2 separate regions of the Homo sapiens genome follow, and region 2 is linked to region 1. Evidence: read pairs that join two places in POLR2A ChIA-PET (ENCODE). Cell type or tissue: GM12878. All regions are shown on one strand. Links, peaks and the distances in the headings refer to the core of each region. The heading gives the core; the rest is flanking DNA. Region 1 overlaps MACROH2A2 (macroH2A.2 histone). Region 2 overlaps LOC107984242 (a long non-coding RNA gene).

The links. ChIA-PET counts read pairs that join two places held together with the same protein. Peaks named below come from ENCODE experiments on the same cell type or tissue, not always from the same donor. Only the 100,000 strongest peaks of a DNase experiment are listed, where the experiment ranks them.
Region 2: POLR2A ChIA-PET joins it to region 1 with 10 read pairs; 4 of 35 experiments call an interaction of 5 or more read pairs at or near these places.

What each region holds. Positions count from the first base shown.
Region 1 is chr10:70,106,441-70,109,348 of GRCh38, forward strand. It overlaps MACROH2A2 (macroH2A.2 histone), which reads left to right. Exons shown (of 9, transcript NM_018649.3): 8 at 2,593-2,767. Among named protein-coding and RNA genes, the nearest start is that of AIFM2, 25 kb to the right of the region's middle. RefSeq lists an enhancer at 1,046-1,125. In GM12878, for the core only: a CTCF peak has its summit at 1,012 (motif pointing left); a DNase peak (open chromatin) is centred at 1,201; H3K4me3 peaks cover 531 bases; H3K27ac peaks cover 1,469 bases.
Region 2 is chr10:69,959,943-69,962,850 of GRCh38, forward strand. All of the region lies in intron 2 of LOC107984242 (a long non-coding RNA gene), which reads right to left. Among named protein-coding and RNA genes, the nearest start is that of LINC02636, 48 kb to the right of the region's middle. RefSeq lists an enhancer at 1,396-1,896. In GM12878, for the core only: a CTCF peak has its summit at 1,293 (motif pointing left); no DNase peak of the experiment used is centred there.

The sequences.
Region 1 (2,908 bases), core at 138-2,637:
CACTACCCTGAAAGTCATTTTTTACTTGATTGGATGTTTGACATTGCCAATAGGAACATATTCCTTTTATTTAAAAATGACTTTTGGCTGGGTGCAGTATAATCCTAGCACTTTGGGAGGCCGAGGTGGGTGGATCACTTGAGGTCAGGAGTTCAAGACCAACCTGGCCAACATGGTGAAACCCCATCTCTACTAAAAATACAAAAAATTAGCCGGGCATGGTGGCGGGTGCCTGTAATCCCAGCCACTTGGGAAGCTGAGGCAGGAGAATCGAATCGCTTGAACCCGAGAGGCAGAGGTTGCAGTGAGCTGTGATCGAGCCACTGCACTCCAGCCTGGGCAACAGAGGGGCATCCTGTCTCAAAAAAAAAAAAAAAAAAAAGACTTTACATTAGAGGAATACCATTCTGCTAGTAACATGATTATACTTTTAAAATATATGAAATAAATCAGCCATGACTGTAACAAGCCAAACTCTGTCCGGCATACAATAGCAGCCAGGTGCTCGGGAAGATGGCACCATGCAGGCAAGGCCCATCTCCAGGGTCCTTGGTTCTCAGCAGAGCAGCCTCCAGTTTTAGGGGCATCATTGTTCAGTCCAAAGAGGGACACTCTGCTTCTGGTGCACAAATATACGTGGTCGTAGAGTCAGCACGCATGGCGGGCCCCTACCCAGGGCCTCGGTGTATTGTGTGGCCTGGGTCCTGCACTCAGGCGTTCACGTGTGATGACACTGAGCCCCGTCTAGGCACTGGAAGGCAGGGAGCCTACAGCCTCCCCTGATGGACGAAGGGGTCCCTTGGATTTGGCTTCTACCCATGTGAGGAAGTGCAGTCAGCACTTCCCTGACACTGTGGACATTGCCAGGAAATACTTATATAAACTAGGTGGGCATCATAGATTTCCAGTCAGTCTTTCACCTCAACCCCACACACAGCTCTGGAATACGGCGGACACACGTTTCTGTTACAAGTGCTGCCCCTAGTGGCCACGGACCCTTGCTACGCCGATTCCTGGGTTCCTGGAGGGGCACAGGGCGCAGACGGGCAGCGTGGGGGCAAGCATGGCTCATGGCTGAAGCTGCAGCTGCCTCAGGCAGATCCGAGGGAACTGCTCCCCTGGGGAGTCCCACAGGGACTTCCCTCGAGCTTAGCAGCCACGGGGCTTTATCAACTCTGTCACCAATGGGAACCACATTTAGGGGAGTAAACAGTAAAACAAAGGAGTATGACAGAAATTGTGAGACAAGGCTGGCCTAATTCAGTTTCACAGCCCGCTTTTGAAACCCCACTCTCTGCAGGGCATGTGGAGATCATCAAATGGCAGTCCCTGTCAAGGAACTACACAATCAAGTTCAGTGGTTCTCAACTCATAGAAGGTCCTAAAATCACATAAGCATAAGCCCCTGCACCAGACCTACTGAGTCAGGACCTCTGGGTGGTCAGTACCCTGACTCTGTGGGGCCCAGGCACAGCTATTTTTTAAAAGCCACAGTAGGCCAGGTGTGATGGCTCACGCCTGTAATCCCAGCACTTTGGGTGCCTGAGGCAAGAGGATCACTTGAGCCCTGGAGTTCAAGACCAGTCTGGGCAACATAGCAAAACCTCATCTCTATAAAAAAATTTTAAAAATTAGCACATGCCTGTAATCCCAGCTACTCGAGAGGCTGAGGCACTAGAATCACTTGAACCCAGGAGGTGGAGGTTGCAGCGAGCTGAGATCGCACCACTGCACTCCAGCCTGGGCGACAGAAAAAGACTCTGTCTCAAAAAAAAACTAAAAATAAAAAAATAAAAATAAAAGCCACTGTATTCATTTCCTGTGGCTACTGTAACAAATTACCACAAAGTTCGTGGCTTCAGACAACACAAATTTGTCTTCTTACAGTTCTGGAGGCCAGAAGTCCACAATGAGTTTTAAGAGTCTAAGATCCAGGTGTTGGCAGGGCTGGTTCCTTCTGGAGGCTCAGGGAAGGATCCCTTCCTTGCCTTTTCCAGCTTCTAAGCTGCAACATTCCTTGGCTCCTGGCTGCATCGTTCCAATCTCTGTCTCCTTCATCCCACGGCCTTCTCCTGCCTTTGACCTTCTTGCCTCCCTCTTATCAGGTCCCAGGCTCACCCAGACAGTCCAGGATCATCTCCCCATCTCAAGAGCCTTCACTTAATCACATCTGCAAAGTCCTTTTTGCCATGTACGGGAACACCCACAGGTTTCAGGGAGGAGGACGTGGATGTTTTGGGATGCCATTACTTTACCTGCCACAGCCACCAGAGAGGATCTGATGTGTCCCTTTAACTAGGAACCATTGTGAGGAGGTAGCCCAACCCAGGGACTACTTGGCAGACCATATGAAAATGGCGCATCAGAGCAGCATTAAACGCTTCTACCCAAAGCTTGTGCTAACTGTGCAAAGCAATACAGCCCAGCTCTTGCTCTCGTTAAACATAGTCCACATCAGGAGCACAGGATGCTGCCCAGCCAACGTCTCTATCACTGCCTTATCTCCAGATCTAACAGGTACCTGATGAGGTTAGGCTATAACCTAGGAAACCTTAGGAAATAACCCGCGGCATTTTCTCTCCTATGTCCCAGCCGCCGTCAGCCAATCCAGTGGACTCGCAGCCAAATTTGTCATCCACTGTCACATCCCTCAGTGGGGCTCCGACAAATGTGAAGAACAGCTTGAAGAGACCATCAAAAACTGCCTGTCAGCGGCGGAGGACAAGAAGCTAAAGTCCGTCGCGTTCCCGCCTTTCCCCAGCGGCAGGTAAGATGCAGTTCCCCTGAGTTGATTCCTCCGGCTTTTTCCCTGGAAATCAGCTGCTCCCCCACTTACATCTGATCTGGGTGTTGCCAAGGGCTGCCAGCACAGCCAAGTATGCTGACCAGATGACAGGGCAGGAAACCC
Region 2 (2,908 bases), core at 96-2,595, 150 kb before region 1:
GGGCTTCACAGTCATTAGACCCCTGCCATGTGTGGGGATGAGGTCACACTCACAAGCGCTCATGGTAATGAAATCACACGCAGCTCAGACCCAAAACGTCTATACCAACATTCTTACTCTAAATGTCACTAGCTTAGCTTAGAACTTGGACAACTTCCTCTTCTAAGTCTTGGGTTCCTCATTTGAAAAGTGAAGCAAGTCTGGGCAACATAATGAGACGCTCATCTCTACAAAAACATTTTTCAAAATTTAGCTGAGTGTGGTGACACTCGCCTGTAGTCCCAGCTACTCCGGAGGCTGAGGTGGGAAGATTGCTTGAGCCCAGGAGTTTCAGGCTGCAGTGAGCTATGATCGCACCGCTGCACTCCAGCCTGGGCAACAGAGTGAGACCCTGCCTTAAAAGAAAAAAAAGGAAAAAAAAAAAAAAAAGGAAGGAAAGAAAAAAGAAAAGTGAAGCCATGCAGTAGTGAACAAGAGTTGATCTCTGTGGACACAAAGAGGGTTCATCTGAACCCAGGGATGTTTCTTGCCCTGGGCCGGATTCTCATGGCCCTGTAGCCCAGGGACAACTTCTCCAGCAGCCACGGAGTACTTTTAGAGGCCACAAAAATATCTTAATTTTTCACCTTTTTAAATTTAGAAAAAAAAAATGAATATATAACAATGAATCCAGCCAGGATTGTTTTTGTCTTTCTACCAGCACAATTGTAAAATATAATTTTTTGTATTTTTTTAATGGAGGAAGGCAAAACTGCCCAGGGCCCCCAAAAGTCATAACGCAGCCCAGCCCACATCCTCTGCCCCTTAGAATTCACAGTCACCCTAGCTGCGGGTGTCCCCACCTCCAGGCCACACTCCTCCCCTCCCAGGCGAGGGCCCAGGCAATCAGGGTGTGACCCCGTTCTGACCCCCTCCCCTTCAGGCTCTGGCCAGGGCAATCACAGCTCACTGATGATCTCAGGATAGAGTAGAACATTCACTGGAACCCAGAAAGGGGAGAGTCAGTGTTAGCTGAATATCCTGGGTAAATGGGCAAAGAAACCTCTTTTGTTCCAGTCCTGGGGTTATTCATTTACTTATGACACTTTACCTACTGCCACAAAGGATTCAAAGTCACAAGAATCTATGTAATAAAATAGAAATGTGTGTAAAGAGAAGTTTAAAAGTCAGAGTCAAGGAAAACAAGTAGAGAGGAGACAGCTGTGGCTGGGAAGCCCAGGGGATGGGGAAGGTCCTTGCCGTAACTGAGGCAGGGTCACACACATCACTTCAGGCCACCTAGTGGTCACAGAAAAAAAAAAGGCTGGGCCTGGTTTCGGAGCCCACACTGCCCTGCCCAGTGGGTTGCAGCCCCCCGAGGTTTAGCCCCGTGTGTGTAAACACATTGTCTCCCCACACGGTTGTTGCTGCCATAGTACTCAGCCAGGACCCCACCCTATCACTGGACTGCACCCCGGGCTCCTGACTTCAGGCCCCTGCCCCCAAGCCTCTCCACTTGAATCTTGGCTGTGTGTCAAATGCAGTACAGGGAGATGAGAAGTAAAAAGACACGTGGTCAAAGAGTTTGCACAGTAGCTGTGAGTCCATACTAACGCCCAGCAGACCAGGACAACCAGGCGAGAAGAAACAATCCAGTGATGGAACAGGAGAAGCAGGCACATTGCAGGAGGGACCAGGGAAAGGCCAGCCCTATGGACAGGGGCCACAGAGGGCTTGCAGAGGAGAAAGACATGCTGTCTGTTTTGGGGGACTTGCGGCACCTCCTGGTGAGAACTGCCTGCCCAGGGAGCCAGAGGTGCACCCAGCCCTGCCCACTGAGCATGTTGGTGAAAGTTCTTTGTAAATTGTAAGGCACTGGGTCTTAAGGCCGTTTGTCTCCTGCAGTTCCTCTCTCATTCCAGTGCCTGTGGCTGCGTGCTCTGGCACAGCAGGACACATGCCTAGCGTTGTCCACCTGGATACCTGCAAAGAATGAGCCAGTACCCCATGGGTGACAGTGTGACCGGGTCATCTGGGCCCGAATGGTGCCTCTCCCCAAGGCTGGGGAGTTGTGGTTGTGGTCATGTGAGCCAAGGGAAGCCACATTGCTTCCCTTGCTGAGGGAAGAGGAGGCTCCTTCCACACATGCCCACCCCGCCCCATCTCCGCCCCACCCAGTGCTGGCCTCCCTTCCCCGGCCCTGCCTTCGCCTGGCAGAATGGCATAGGATGGAGCTGGGGAGGGTTGTCGTTAACCCATAAGTGGAGGAGGGCACTGGCCAGCAAGTCGAGAGACTCAGCTTCTAGTTCTTTCTCTACCATTACCTCACTGTGTGGCTTGGGCACCTTACTCCAGGTCTTAGTTTCCCCAAGCGTCAAGTGAAGAAGCTGGACATGGGTGACCTCCATAAAACTTTCCAGCTCCGACACCCTGAGGCCCTCTGGCCCCACAGGCAGGTCACCTCCTGGGAGGATTGTGGAGGCGGGAGTACTCCATGTCCCCCCCTCCACCTAGAGTTATTTGGCTGTGACAGTATTATGCATGGCATTGGTTTTGCAAAACTGTGTGTGGCATGTGTGTGCTTTGTAACCCCAAATAACAAAACTTGGAGTAGGCCTGTGCCACCCAGGAGTAGGGTGAGCGGGGTCAGCTTGCCTTAGGGCAAGAACAGCTGTAGGGGTTGTTTCTCACATTGGTGTCGACACAGAGGATGTATCAGAGAGAAAGCAATAAAGCACTGGCCACCTGACACACGCGGGAATCCCCAAGCCCCAACACACATTCAGGGACACCGCACTGGCATGGGGAGGCCCACCTCCCTCCCTCCTCTCAGGCCCACTGTGTCTCTCCCATTCACCACCCCACACACTCCCCCAGCGTGTCTCTCCCCTTGCCCTGGACTTGGACACATTTTCAGCCAGCATGAGAC